2 separate regions of the Mus musculus genome follow, and region 1 is linked to region 2. The links are chromatin loops, found by intact Hi-C in ENCODE. Cell type or tissue: left cerebral cortex. All regions are shown on one strand. Links, peaks and the distances in the headings refer to the core of each region. The heading gives the core; the rest is flanking DNA.

Region 1 (6,881 bases), core at 624-5,623, 68 kb before region 2:
CTCCTACAAGTGAGAACTACTGAAGATGGTGTCAGAAAGAGGAAAGTTAAGTGTGGGTTGAGCAGTGGCCTTTTCTAGCCTGCCAAGAACCTAAGACCAGAGACCAATGGTAAATTAGCACCTTCACATTTAACACTACAGAGAAACAAAGAAAAGAGAAACAAGCAAAAAATCTACACAAACATAAAAAAAGGAGCCGATCCAGGTTGCTATGGTTGACATTAGAGAAATCTAGAAACACGCACGCCTTTAGTCCCAGCACTTGGGAGGCAGAGGCAAGAGGATCTCTGAGTTTGACACTGCCAGCTACACAGAGAACCCGTTTCTCAAAAAGCCAAAAGCAGAAATGTCTTCTAGATTTGGCAACCTTGGAAGCAGAGGAGAGGTTGAGAGTTTTGCCCAGTACAAGCTATCCTTTAGGAAATACAAGAACTGGAGATAAAACAGGAGCACCAACACGTACAAAGTACTGTCTGTTTCTGAAGAAAAGGAGGACTCTGGACTATTTTCATCCAAGACTACCAGGACAGACAGTAAGAAAGCCCCTCTCACAAGCTCAGCTCCTTCCCAGCACAGAGCCCTTACCTGGATGGGGCATCCCACCTGGTGGGAACGGGTGAGGATGTGAGTGTCCGTGACCGGGATGTCCAGCCCCTGGAGTCCCTGCTGCTGGGGGGCCATGTCCTCCAGCCCCAGGTGGCATAGGTGGTGGGGGCATGGCTGGGGGAATCCCAGGAGGGAGGGCCCCAGGAGGTGGCACTGGAGGTGGAAAAGAGCCAGGAGGCGGCATGCCTGTGTAAGAAATGGAAGACAGTTAATGTCTTGCAGAGCTCCAGCCTCCCCCCTGCAGGCTTCCCTTCAGCTTCACTCCATCTGCCAACTTCATCCGCCAACTTCATCCCTTCCACCAGCACGCCTCACTCCTGTCTCACTGCCCAACAACTTAGCAGCTTACTCTACCAGGGCTGCTTCTGCCTCCTGAGCCTCCCTCCCAAGAGCCTCACTGGCACAGTCTGAACTCCAAGCTGTACCTGGTGGAGGAAGCCCAGAACCCAGGGATGAAACCACGGGATTGGGGGCAGAGGGCGGAGGGGGTGCATCGGCAAACAGCTGGTGAGGGCGGTCAGCCTGGGACAGCGGGTTCTGGGCTGCCAGGAGTCTTTCAGCTGCTGAGCCATGGCGTTCACCCTTAGAGTCCTTCTTGAAGGCATAAGACACAGTGATAGGACGGTTACACAGGTACTGCCCGTTCATGGCCTCAATTGCTGCATCCGAAGCATCGAAGGAGGCAAAATTAATGAAGGCGTAACCCTTGGAGTTGCCTGTGTCAGGGTCCCGCATGATCTTGGGGGTCTGTAGGATGACTCCAAAGGCGCTGAAAGTATCGTAAAGCAGCTTTTCATCAATTTCTGGGTCCAGATTTCCAATGAAAATGTTGGCTCCCACATCCAGGTTTTTGTTGTGAGCTGAGGCCTTGTTCACCCGTATTGGCTTTCCATAGAGTTTGATCATGTTCATAATCTTAATGGCATAGTCGGCATCTTCCTCGCTCAGGAATTCAACAAAGCCATAGCCTGGGGAATCAATGAAAAAAACAAAACAAAACAAAAAACAAACAAACAAAAAAAACCCATCATTCAGGGGAAGAGACTCAAAATGAAACATTAACTCCCCAGCCTTCAAACACAAAGAACATAATAGATAATAGCTGGGCGACTGCACGTGCACGTGCTTTTAATGCCACCACTTCGTAGCAGAGGCAGGTGGAGCTCAAAGATCGTGACCAGCCTGGTCTACAGAGCAAGATCTAGGACAGCCAGGACTACACAGAGAATGGTTGAGAATGGTTCCAGAAACTAGAGCTAAGAGAAAATATTCCAGAAACTGGGAATTGAAGCTGAAGGAGAAAGCAATCTTTAGGTTGCTCATTCCAAAGGCGCTGTGCCTAGCGGCTGAGCCTCTTCGGGGCCGGTTAACCCTCTCCAGGGCTGATTCCTGCCCCGTACCCTACTCACCCTGGTGCTGGCCAGTGACTCTGTCCTTGGGCATGTGGGTGTTGACCACTGGCCCTGCCTGGAGAAAGAGCTCCCACAGCAGCGGCTCACTCACTTTCTCGTCCAGACCGCCCACGTACACCGTGGCATCTAAAGGGAAGAAGCAGGCGATGAGGAGTCGGCAGTGAAAAAGAAGACAAAAACCAAAAACCGTCGCCTAAAGCCCTGAAATTCCCTCTGCCACCATCATCTAGAAAATCTGCTACGTCTAATTTGGCATTCTTGCTGGTCCGGTACTCCCGGGAGGCTTTTGTCTTCTTGGTGGAGGGAGCTGATCTAGAAGCATCGCTTCTCACAGGCCTCGGCCTGCACCCGGCCTCGCGGCCAGCCAGGTGCCCAGAGGTCGGTGTCCCACCGGGGGGGATCTCGTCTACCACCCCAGGGGGAACGCTTCCGGCACTAATCTTCCCTCCACTTCCCTGCTCCTATCTTGGGCTCTTCTCTCCCAATTACCCTGATTCCGTTCGGAGATCGGTCCGGCAGCCATGGCGAAGGGGCTCCCGCCGTCTCTAAGCAGCAGCACCGCCCCCTGACCTCAGTTACAACTTCCACTTCCGGGCCAAGGCTCACGTTGGGCGGGGCCGGCGCCGGGGGGGGGGGGAGGAGCCGGAAGCGATCGCGGCCATCTTAGGGGTCGGAGTCTTGTCTTTCGGAAGGGAAAGGCGCTCTAGGGCTGCTGCTGTAGTCGGGGCGGAACGGATGTGCTCAGCCCGTCTCGACACAGTTAACTAAAGCCCCGGATGCTTCCAGACTGTTAGAGGCTCACACGGCTCCCCAAACGCACATTCAAGTGCAAAACCAGGCTTTGTACGTTCTGTGACGCAGAGTTGTGTCCTAAGTGCAGGGCCAGGACTGCCTTCTGGAGCGACCTATTATTTAGTGAGGTCCACGACGCTCGTGCAGACTCGCCCTCGGCCTAGACTTGAGCCTGAGGTATTTTGTTTTCCCCTAAGTGTCAAATCTCCGCTTATCTTGGGAAATCTGGGACACGAAACCGGGTTGGGTTGCGGGCTGGTATCGAAGCTTTAAGGAGCAGACATGGATCTCTTGAGTTAAAGGCCAGCCAGGTCTACAGAACGAGTTCCAGGACAGCCATGGCCACACAGAAAACCTGTCTCAAAAAACAGAGTTCCAGCTGGCCTAATAGACACATAGAGACCATGTCTCAAAAAAGGTGTGCGGACCCCTTCCCCCATATTTTATGTGTATTTCTTCCAGGCCACGCCTGACTTGGATCCTTTATTTCCTTACAATAATTTGGGTGTTTTTCTCAGTTCACACCCTCCCCTCCACCCCCACGGCTTTGCTGAGATCTTCATTCAACACAAGAAAATACCAGCAATGTGTAGAAATACTGTGCTTTAATGAACTCCTTAAATAGAAACGCTGCTATGAAAATATACAGTGGGAGGAGACGGTTTCTCCCTTATTCACCTCGTTCCCACAGAAGACTAAGAAAAGATTTCAAAGTAGTGTAGAGAGGTTGCGAATGAGGTCTCTAGGACATCATTGTTGGGACTGATGAAAAGGGTCTCTCATGTCACAGTTTTGACGGCCATCCAAAAGGTACAGAATTGCCTGGGAAAAGGGGCAATCACATTCTGAACTGGTCTTGTTTCTTAGTTTTCAAATCACAAGAAATGAAAATAGCCCCAGAAATCAAACAAATCGGGAGACCTTTAGGTTGGTAGCGCCACCATCTGCTACAGAAACGGGCCTTCTAAGTGAACTCTGCAGACTGGAATGCCAAAGCTGAGGCGTCAAGGTCAGACAGGAAGATGAGCAGAGACCCCTGCCCTGCCTCTGAGAACGACGCTAACAAACAGTTTCAGCAGATCTGAGAGAGGATGGTATTCGGATCTCTTTTCTTGCTCTGGTCCTCGGGAGATATTCTTGGTGTCCATTGTCTTAACAGTTCCTGAAGGTGAGAAAGCTCATCCTGAAGGGCAGAGACTGTGAGAGCTGAGGAGCCCATCTGGGGAGGGGCAAAGCGCACAGAGGAAGACTGTTACAGGGCTTGCTTCCTGGTTCCTTTTTTTTCCCCCTTTTCTGTTTTTTGTTTTGTTTGTTTTGTTTTTCCAGTTGGGTTTCTCTGTGTAGCCCTGTCTGTTCTGGAACTAGCTCAAACTCAGAGATCCACTTGCCTCTGCCTCCTGAGATCTAGGATTAAAAGGTATGCGCCACAACTACCCGGCTATTTTTCTACTAAGATCCTTGGTACTTCTAGAGTCTTAAGTGATCTTTCCCTTCTAACAGTGCTCTAGATTCTACATGATCCAAGCCACAGGCAGTTTTCTCACCATCTCCTATCCCAAGTGGGCCCAGTTTGAAAAATGCAATGCTACTCCCCAGTTCCTCCAGCCCTTTGCCTTTCCAGCTCATTCTCCCCCATCCAGTCTGTCTTCCCTTCTCACCTGGACCTCAGGCCTGCCCCTCAGGTAACAGCGTTTCCAGAACCTGATCTGTGGTCCCAGATATCCAGGCAGCAGTAGCCCGGGAGGTAAAGGGCAAGCTCCCCAATGTGAGGGGAGCCCCCATTCCTGGTCAGCTAGGCTTTCGGAGGATCTGGCAGGTCGAGGGAGCCAATGAGAAGAGACTGCCAGCAAGGAGGAGCTGTCTTGCCAAGGACAGAGCTGATTCAGTGGGGTCAGGGTCCCTCTAGAGAACAGCCACATAGAACTAGGGGGTCCAGGAACCATGAGGCTTTGCTAAAAGAGAAGAAGTCAACAGACAACTGAGAAGTGGGAAGGGATACCTAGCTGCCCCTGACTCATTGTTCCAGTGACAAACTGCGGCCCCCTCCCTCTGACCTCCCTTCTCCTCAGCAGACTAGGGTTTTGGGCTTACTGGGTTGATTTTAGAGAAACGTATAATATATGGACATGAACCAAAATGAATATCAAAAGAACATTGTCTGCTATTCTAGAACAACTGTCTTGCTGAAGGCTGGCTGCAAGTGACAGCTATAAAAGATAGTGGTGTCTTTCTCTGAGGGACTCGGATATCCTGTCATTCTCATCTAGTAGTGGGAACCTGAGAGAGTCAAGGGAGTTGAAGTGTAGGTATCTTACCTGCTGTCTAGAGAACCTGCTGTCTGGGCAATGCTCCGGATCGTAGCCAGGATTAAGGAACTGTGATATCTGTTCCTTGCTGTAGCGTAAATCCCAGTCCCAGACAGACAGATGTAAGTTAGCAGAGCTTCCAGCTAGGGGCTGGGAGTACTCAGGGGTGTAAACTTGTGTGTACGAGTTGAACTAAATAGAGGAAACAAAGAAACGGGTGATGGGTGCTTTGAGCTCAGGATTGGTTTTGTGGATAAAAGCACTTGCCATTGAGACTGAGGACCTGAGTTTGACTTCCCGGAACCTACACAAAGCCAGACACATAGCTCAGGGCCTGCCGTTTCAGTGCTACTACAGGATGCTGGGGGGGAAGAGACAGAAGAATCCCTAGAAGTTCCTGGTCCAGCCAGCCTGGAGTAAGCAGCAGACAAGCAACAGGGACTCTGTCTCAGTAGGTGGAAGGTGAGTACTGATGCCTGAGGTTGACCTCTGACCTCCACAGGACTATGACATATACACGGTCACGGTCACACGCATAAATGTGCACAAACTCAAAAATTTTAAACAAGGTTGGTTAAACCAGTTTGTGTCCCTGTCCTACACCTGGAACAAATTATAAACCTTACCTCCTATTTCTGGCATCACATACAAAACAAAAATCTGATCCTAAGAGTGAGCACCCACCCCACCCCCCCCAACCCCTTCCCCAAACCTCAAGCTTCCTAAACCAAGACCAAATTCCAAAGTTTGAAATGCTCAACAGGAACAAATTAAAAAGAGGTCACTGACCTGTCCACTCTTCTTCCCGCGCTCCCAGGGAGTGTTTCTCAGAAAGGTGAGGGTGTCCGGAACCCTGATACTATCATGAAGAGCAAGAAGAAAAAACTCAGAGAATTCAAATTCCGCTGGAAACTGCTGGAGGAGCTGCCAGGCACAGTCAAGGAAGAGAGGAAACACCGGGGCCTGAGAAGAGAAAACAGTCGCATGGGGGTGTCTGCAAGCACCTGACAAAGGGGAGAACAAGAGCCAGAACAGGACACCAAGGAGGGCAGGGATTAAAACAGGAAGTGAGAGTAGAGTAGGGGTTCAAGGCTGACTCTCCTGAGTGTCCACTCAGCCCAGCAGCCCATTCAGACCGGGTTTGTGTCTAGTGGGCTAGGCCTTATCATTTTCTCACCTCTTCCCTTTAGTAATGTTAACCCACTCCAGACAGAAAACCTAAAGTGTCCTCACCTCCTCACTGGCTCCAGTGTCCCCGAGCCTGGTCAGGAAGGGGTGTCCAGCTGCCACCCACTCTCGCTGCACTAGTGACTGGAAACCAAACAATGTCCGGGCTTCCGGAGCCAAAAGCAGCTGGACGAGTGAGGAGAGGAGGCCATTGAAATCACGATCCCCAAGCTCTGGGTGACAAAGAAACAAAGAAGGGGGTCCAAGAAACTAGGGCAGGAGGGAATGAGAAGAGGAAACACGGGGAAAGGGGGAGGGGCACATAAAAGAAAGTGGGGAAAGGCAGGAGTGAGAGGGCACAGAAAAGTGACAAGAAAACCCAAATGAGTCAACTTCTAGAAACAGCCATTGTCACAGAGAAAGCAGAGCCACACTTCCCAACCAGTGTTCCCAGTGCCCTTCTCACCCTGCCCCTTCCCCATCTACTGAGGAAGGAGCAAGAAGGTCTAAAACCAGCTTGGAATTAGGGACAGCTCTCACAGTAGGGGACTGAGTAGCTCTGAAGGATGAATTGGCACTCACAGGAAGATGCTAGTAC
Region 2 (6,881 bases), core at 911-5,910:
TACATTACACTTGGTTTTGTTTAGACAGTTTTCTACATTTAAAGAGTCTAAACATTAAAGTGTCTTACATTTATGTCACCATCATCCTCTGCCCTTCTCCATGCCCCAAGTATCACTTCCCTGTCCCTCAGTCCCCACTCCAAGGGAAAAGACATCTTTTTTGCATCTTTCTATCTCCCCAGATACTGGAGCTTAAAGGTCGCTTTATCCAAGGGAGTGTTCAATCATTATTCAGCAAGAATTTTCTTTTTAAGTTCTCTCTTCTATTATCTATTAAAGAGTGAACTGAATTTAAAAATTCATGAAAAAAAAACTGCCCTGTACAAAATTTTAATTGTATGAATTTATCAGGCATTAAAATTCCAGTCTGCTATCTCACTGTCTTTACGTTCCATAGAAAATATATTTCTGAGACCACATTTGCCAAGATTAATTTTTCCCCCTTTCGTGGGGTTAAGTGTTTGTGGTAAGAACACTTCCTTAGACACACATACTCATGCATACAGTCTCTCTGTCTCTGTCTCTCTCCAATAGTCTCAGCCAGCACTGTTAGAATTTGGGAGCTCAGAAACTTTAATAAGCAGTATAATATCCCCATAACAAAGTAGATATTTACTTTTGATACTAAACTTTTCCACAATAACTCACCTGGCTGCATATAATGTACCTCAAGTTTCTAAGAAGTCGTCTAAGAACTGAGACTAGCAGTGGATATATTGAGCTGCTTGTTCTAAACTCATTCCTAGGTTTAGTCAAATGCTTCAATCCATACCTGGTAGAGTAACGTATACAGTTCAACAAAAGGAAGTTAGATATAAACAGAAATTACCCATGTGTCATAACTATGATTGGCACCAGCCAACTCCCAGGGATTAAGGCAACTATTAGCAGTTAAGACTCCAAGAAGATACGTGTGATTTTTTTTTAAATCCCATTTTAGACTCCAACTGAGATGTTTTTCCACTAATAGGTAGAAGGATGGGGAGGAAAAGAGAGATTAAAGCAATTATTACTTCAAGAACACTTCCAAATTAGTGACATAACTCCATCACAGCACATCTAACACTGCACATCAATCGTTGGTCACCGTGCCTTACACAACTCATCAGAACCCACTGTTGGCCACCCTGCCTCATACAACACACCAGCCTTGTTTCTTTGACAAAGTTTTACTTTTTTTCTCTTCCACAGAGAAAGTCCCTGGTACTACATGAAAGGGATAAGACAAACCAGAGCACTGAAAATAAACAAACAAATTAGAAGTAGTTTGGAAACTACCTACCATCTTTACTTCCCACTTAAACATATGATGTCCAAAACAGACATCTATTTAGTTCTAAATTATTCACGTTAATGGGTAATGATTGGCAGAAAGGTGCTGATAATCCAAAATGAGAGCAAAAAAATCGAAAAAGAAAAATCTATTTTTGTTTTGGAATATGTGTCTTCAGCATATTTACCTTCTCAATTATGCCTAGCATGAGCTAATATTTGTGTTCATGTGCAATCTCTAAGTACACAGAAACCAGCCTGGATTACAAAGGTGCTCGAAAGATGCCAGTTCACGTAAAGTCAGAACAGACTGCATTCAGTGCTGTACAGGAGGAACAGCAATTTCTTTTATTTTACATTCTCTTTAACCTTCAAAATATCAATAGACTAGCACAGCAGGTTAGTAAACTTAAAAGACCTGCTTGAAAAACAATGAGGGTAAAGAACATAATTAATTCCTCATTGTTTACCTAGAATGTGTTCCTATGTAAGTTATATACTGCCAACATTTAACTACAAGTCTGATTCTCCCTGGCAGACTTCTCCATCCCTCAGGAACAGAATCTCATTGACTAAGAAACACATTTCCTAAATGTCTTTTTAGATATGCAACATAGAAAAAAATAAAAAATAGAAATTAGCTACTCCTTTGGAGTCTTCTTACCACCACTTCTCCTTATTTTTCTTATCCACCTGACAGGTTTTGAGACACAAAGGGATCCAGCATCCTAAAAGACCTAAGTATATTGTAGGAAAAGCCAAAGACCCACAAATTACCAGCTTCTAAATAAAACACCCTATGTAGTATTCACAAAAAGATAAAGAAAGCCAAAGTCAAAGCGGGTTAGCGATTGGCTTTGCAGTCATGAAAATTCCCTAAGGGGAAAAAAAAATTTGGGGGAGGGGGAATAACCTCTTAGATCAAATCTCACCAGTTCGCTTCTCTCAACTTCCCCATTTTTACATGTGTCTTGTGCCCAGAAAAGACACCTATGTTAGACTGACACTCTATCACCAGAGAAGAGAGACAGACTCTGAGGGCTGGTCCTTGTGAGCCGACAGGCTAAAAATACGCCGGCCCAGTAAACAAATCCCATTCCATCTCAACAGGAGCCACACCGTTAACCTAGTAATTATGAGAAGAGTGCGATCACACAGCCCCCAGCTTACTCATCATCAGCTTCTAAAGTTTCCATCAGCGCACAGAAACTTTTTTTTTCTGAAGTCCATAAGCCTGCCCTAGAATTTCTACACCTACACTCACCACAGTCTCTCTCTCCTCTCTCCTCTCTCCCCTCTCCCTCTCTCTCTCCTCCCTCCCTACCCCCCTTCCTCCATTACTGGACGCACCTCAGTTTGGCTATCGTTAAGAACAAACTTGGCTTTTCTTTTTTACTTTTATAGTGACTTTAAAAGAACTTTATCCTACTTGGGGGGGGGGGGCTGCATCTAGACCACCCTAAAACTCCGCCATCCGTCTCCCAAAGTCTAGCTGACAAGAGGGGACTATCCAAACTGCCCAGCACAGCTGGGGAAGGGACAGGAACCGCCGGCCAGGGCTGAGAGCGCAGGACGCAGGTGAAAGATTGGCGTGAAGGAGGAAGGTGGGGACCAAGCAGAGAGCGGGTGCTCAGGGGGAGATGGCTTCAGGTGAAGTCTCGTCAGAGAGAGTGAGCAGTGGAGCTCGACGACGCAGAGTTGGGGCGCTGGAGAGGCGGGAGGAGCGGGGAGGAGATGGGGAGGGTGTCAGGGCTGGGGTCTCCGTTACCCTCGCGACTCTCGGGGCAAGGCTCTAGGCCGGGGCGGAGCGCGGGGCCCGGCCGCCTCGCCTCATTCCTCGGCAGTGACCCCGGGGTCCAAGCGGCCCCTCCCCCGACGACGATGGAGGCGGAGGCGGACACTGCGACCGCGGCTGTTGCTCTCCACAGGAGATAGAGCTGGAGCCAAGCCGGGACTGACCGGAGCTGGCCTCTTCCCAATGGCTTTCCGCCGGCTCCTCCACACCGGGTCGCCACTCCGACTCCAGCGGCTGGTTCAGGATCGGTGGCTTTCGGCCGTCCGGCCGGAAACAAGCGCCCGTTTCCGGCCGGAGCGGGTTGGCGGTGACACCCTAGCCGCCCCCGGGCCTCCTCCCGCCCGGCGCGGCCGGCCCCGCCCCGTCCCGCCCCGCCCCTCCCCGCAGCAGCCCCGCCCTCGGGACCGCTTTGGGGCTGTGGCCGGTTTGGCGCTTGCCCGGCGCGTGACCCCGCGCGTTTTTGGCTCGCGTCCCCGAGCCCCCGGGCGGAGGCACTTTTGAGCGGGAGCTGGGAGCTCGGCATGGACTGTTAAGACTTTGGGGTCGCATCAGTTGGCGCCAGCCCTAAGGGAAGAAATGGAGACTGGCGGAGTAGCTTTCGAAAGGTGAGAAGGATAAAAATACTTGAGAAGGTTGAAATTCTAGTTACTCCACGCAATCCTGGACCAACCAGACTGAATTGAACATCGCTTCTTACAAACCAGCCCCACCCAGCTATGCATTCCCCTTGTTCCTTCACTCTTGACGTGAACGTACCCTTTGCTATATTCACTTGCATAACAATACTCCCTTAGTAACATCCCTGCCACAGTCAGTTTTTTAGTTAATGTTGTAAAAACACATTGTCAATGTGTTTTTACAACATTACAGCATAACTCAATGCCTTTACTTATTGAAGCCCTACTGTTGTAAAAGCACTGTATTCTGGAAGACTGGAAATAGAAAACGCAACAAGACATAAATCCCAAGCATCAGCAATCTAACAATTTAGTATTAATAGAATTCACTGAAATATTTTATATAAAGCAAAACAAACATATATGTCACGGAGGTTACAATGAGCTGTGCCTAGGAGCACACAAACAAGCCATCTCAGCCTTTCATGTTTGTAAAGGAATATGGACTGCTTCCAGAAGAACTACTTTATTGAAAACACAAAAATGGGCCCAGCTTATGCTATACTCTAACCAAATGAATCCTAAAATTTAACTCAGATCTCTAGAATCCACACATTCAAGGCAGTGTTTATTATCAAAATTATGTTCACTGGGTTTATGTAAAAGCATAATGCAGTTGGCTCTTCATTTTCCTCAGTATTCGCTGAGAATTTTGGTTTCTAATGGGGAAGGATAGAGCACAGAATTATCCAGACTAGGAACTGACACCTGAAACAGGAAACCCACTGGAAAAATACCCTTAAGTTTAGAGTTGAAAGTTTAGGGCTGAACCTAAGGCCACGTATACATGTCTCAGCCAAGCAAAGTAGCTGGTGCCTTTGGAAGATACCACAACTTACAATGCAACTTAGCAAGCCAGAGCTTAGAAGATCCAGGGAGTACCGATTGCAACTACTATTTTGTGACAAATTTGAGAAGAGGGTAGGATTTGGTCTCACTGAATTCCGTAGATCATACTAGCCCCTGCTGGCTAAGTCTGATGTGGGAAGGCAGAACTCTGCAAAACTGAGAGCTGCTTTCACACTCATCGATTAACTATGTTTAACACACTTTCACACACTCCTTAGGACCAGGTATGGAGCTCAAAGGCTCTCTCCACCTTAAGTACAAGGCAGAGGGGTTGGTTTTGTTGTTGTTGTTGTTTTGTTTTTGTTTTTGTTTTTGTTTTTGTTTTTGTTTTGTGGCAATGACCACAAAAAGTGGTCCAGATTAAAAAGTTGAGCCAAGTTGCTGGTCAAAGCCATTTAAGCGATCGCACATTGTAGGCCTGCCTGGAAATTTAGGGATCAGGAAGTGATGGGGTTGCCATTGCTCTGTGCCTGTTTCTTACTCCGACCATCCATCAGGCATTGTTGTTTGTGTAATTGCTCAATGGGCTACTTGTCTTGGCCAGCTCTGTCTGTGTGGGTAGCAGTGTGGTCAGCTGGGCTGGAAGCCAGGCCACCTGGGTTCTGGTCCCAGCTCAGCCAGTCCCTAATCCATTAAGTGACTCCCTTCCCATTCCTATGCTGTCCGTTTCTTTGCCTATCTAGGAGCGGCTTCTCTTTCAGTGTGCAGACACTGTCACAGTGTCCGATGCTCCGAAAGCTACCATCTGATAGTAAATAGTCACAGCAGCCTGAGTACAGCGGAGTCTCCCCCCCCCCACCCCCAACCAGGTAGAATAGTATGGAAAAATCATCAAAGAAAACCCCAGCAGTGTGCACAAGGCCACGCCCCTTATCCTCCACAAGGCCACGCCCCCATCTGCCGCTCAGCTCACTGTTCTTTTCCACCCTGACAACTGTTTTTGTTTCCTTGTCTTAGTGATTCTAAGCTTCAAGAAGCTCCGGGAGCTTTAACTTGCCTTTCACCAACGCTGCTCCAAGGAGAGTCAACACTAGGCTGATGGGTGCGGTGAGGGGAAATATTCAGAGAAAGCTGTTTTGCAACTAACCAGGAAGAAAAAAAAGGAGAAATTATTTGCATTTATATGTCTTTGTGGTAGAAAAGAAAACCAAACTGAAATAACTTCCTTTCTAGTACTATGACTATAATTTAGACCAGTGGTTCTAGGATGCCTTTAAAACTATAGATAGATAGATAGATAGATAGATAGATAGATAGATAGATACTGTACCTACTTAGGAATGTTAGACTAACTCAGAATTTTTGTAGCTGAAAACCATAAATCCATATATATATATGTTAAATCCATTCCTATCCTCTGACCCAGAAATTCTATTCCTTAGTATTTACCCACTAGAAAGGAAAATACGTGTCTATTAAAAGCTTGTAGATAAATGTTCCTAACAACTTTATTCCTAATAGCCACTCAATGGAAACTTTATTTCTAATAGCCACTCAATGGAAACCTTTCAAATGACCACAATAAAAAATAGACTCATATACATACATATGTATATGTATATAGGAATTTTTATAAAAAATAAATAAGGTACCTTTTTTAAAGATTTATCTGATTTTATGCATTTGGGTATTCTCCCTGCATGTATGTGTACCATGTGTGTGTGCTGTCCATGGAGGCCAGAGAGAGAGTGTCAGATCCCCTGGAACTAGAGTTACAGATGGTTGAGAGTCACATAGTGTTAAGAACTGAACCTGAGTCTCCTGCAAGAGCAACAAGTGCTATTTACCACTGTTTCATCTCTCTAGCCCTGCAAAAACTTCTGACTACTGATGTTTGCTCAATTGTAGAACCCTTATATAAGACCCTGGATTTGATACCCAGCAATACACACACATACACACATACACACGTACACACAAATTATTAAAAGAAAAAAGGCATTTTTATGAAACTCAAATTCCAAAACAGGCAAAAATACACAATAGTAGGTACCAGCTATGGCCAAGAGAAAAGAAAAATTAAAGGGACACAAGAGGATTTTCTAAAGTAGTGGAATGTGCCATGCCTTACTAAAAGTAGCCGTTACACATGTATATCACAATGGGGATTTTGTCTTAATTTTAAGGTATTGTGTTATTATTTTACATCTGTGGGTGTATCCCTGCATGGATATCTGTGCACCATGTGCCTGGTTCCTATGGAGGCTAGAAGAGGGCAGTCTGCTTATGTATCATTGCTAGATCTACCTCCTATTACTAAGACTCCAATGCTCCAGTGATCTCTTCTC

Evidence for each region. Peaks named below come from ENCODE experiments on the same cell type or tissue, not always from the same donor. Only the 100,000 strongest peaks of a DNase experiment are listed, where the experiment ranks them.
Region 1: it touches region 2 in a loop (3-fold over the local background); 1 of 42 quality-filtered maps calls a loop at or near these places.

The regions. Positions count from the first base shown.
Region 1 is chr3:96,168,234-96,175,114 of GRCm38, reverse strand. It overlaps Mtmr11 (myotubularin related protein 11), which reads right to left. Exons shown (of 17, transcript NM_181409.3): 13 at 6,350-6,516; 14 at 5,906-6,079; 15 at 5,126-5,308; 16 at 4,469-4,762; 17 at 3,397-4,029. The coding sequence ends at 3,883. Sf3b4 (splicing factor 3b, subunit 4) reads right to left here and starts at 2,609. Exons shown (of 6, transcript NM_153053.4): 1 at 2,508-2,609; 2 at 2,016-2,144; 3 at 1,032-1,574; 4 at 586-792. The coding sequence starts at 2,541. In left cerebral cortex, for the core only: no CTCF peak of the experiment used is centred there; DNase peaks (open chromatin) are centred at 2,696 and 3,290; H3K4me3 peaks cover 2,307 bases; H3K27ac peaks cover 2,583 bases.
Region 2 is chr3:96,100,979-96,107,859 of GRCm38, reverse strand. It overlaps Otud7b (OTU domain containing 7B), which reads right to left and starts at 3,333. Exons shown (of 12, transcript NM_001025614.1): 1 at 3,041-3,333. Gm30044 (a long non-coding RNA gene) reads left to right here and starts at 3,504. Exons shown (of 2, transcript XR_375856.2): 1 at 3,504-3,672. In left cerebral cortex, for the core only: a CTCF peak has its summit at 3,283; DNase peaks (open chromatin) are centred at 3,274, 3,483, 5,164, 5,467 and 2 more places; H3K4me3 peaks cover 2,168 bases; H3K27ac peaks cover 3,274 bases.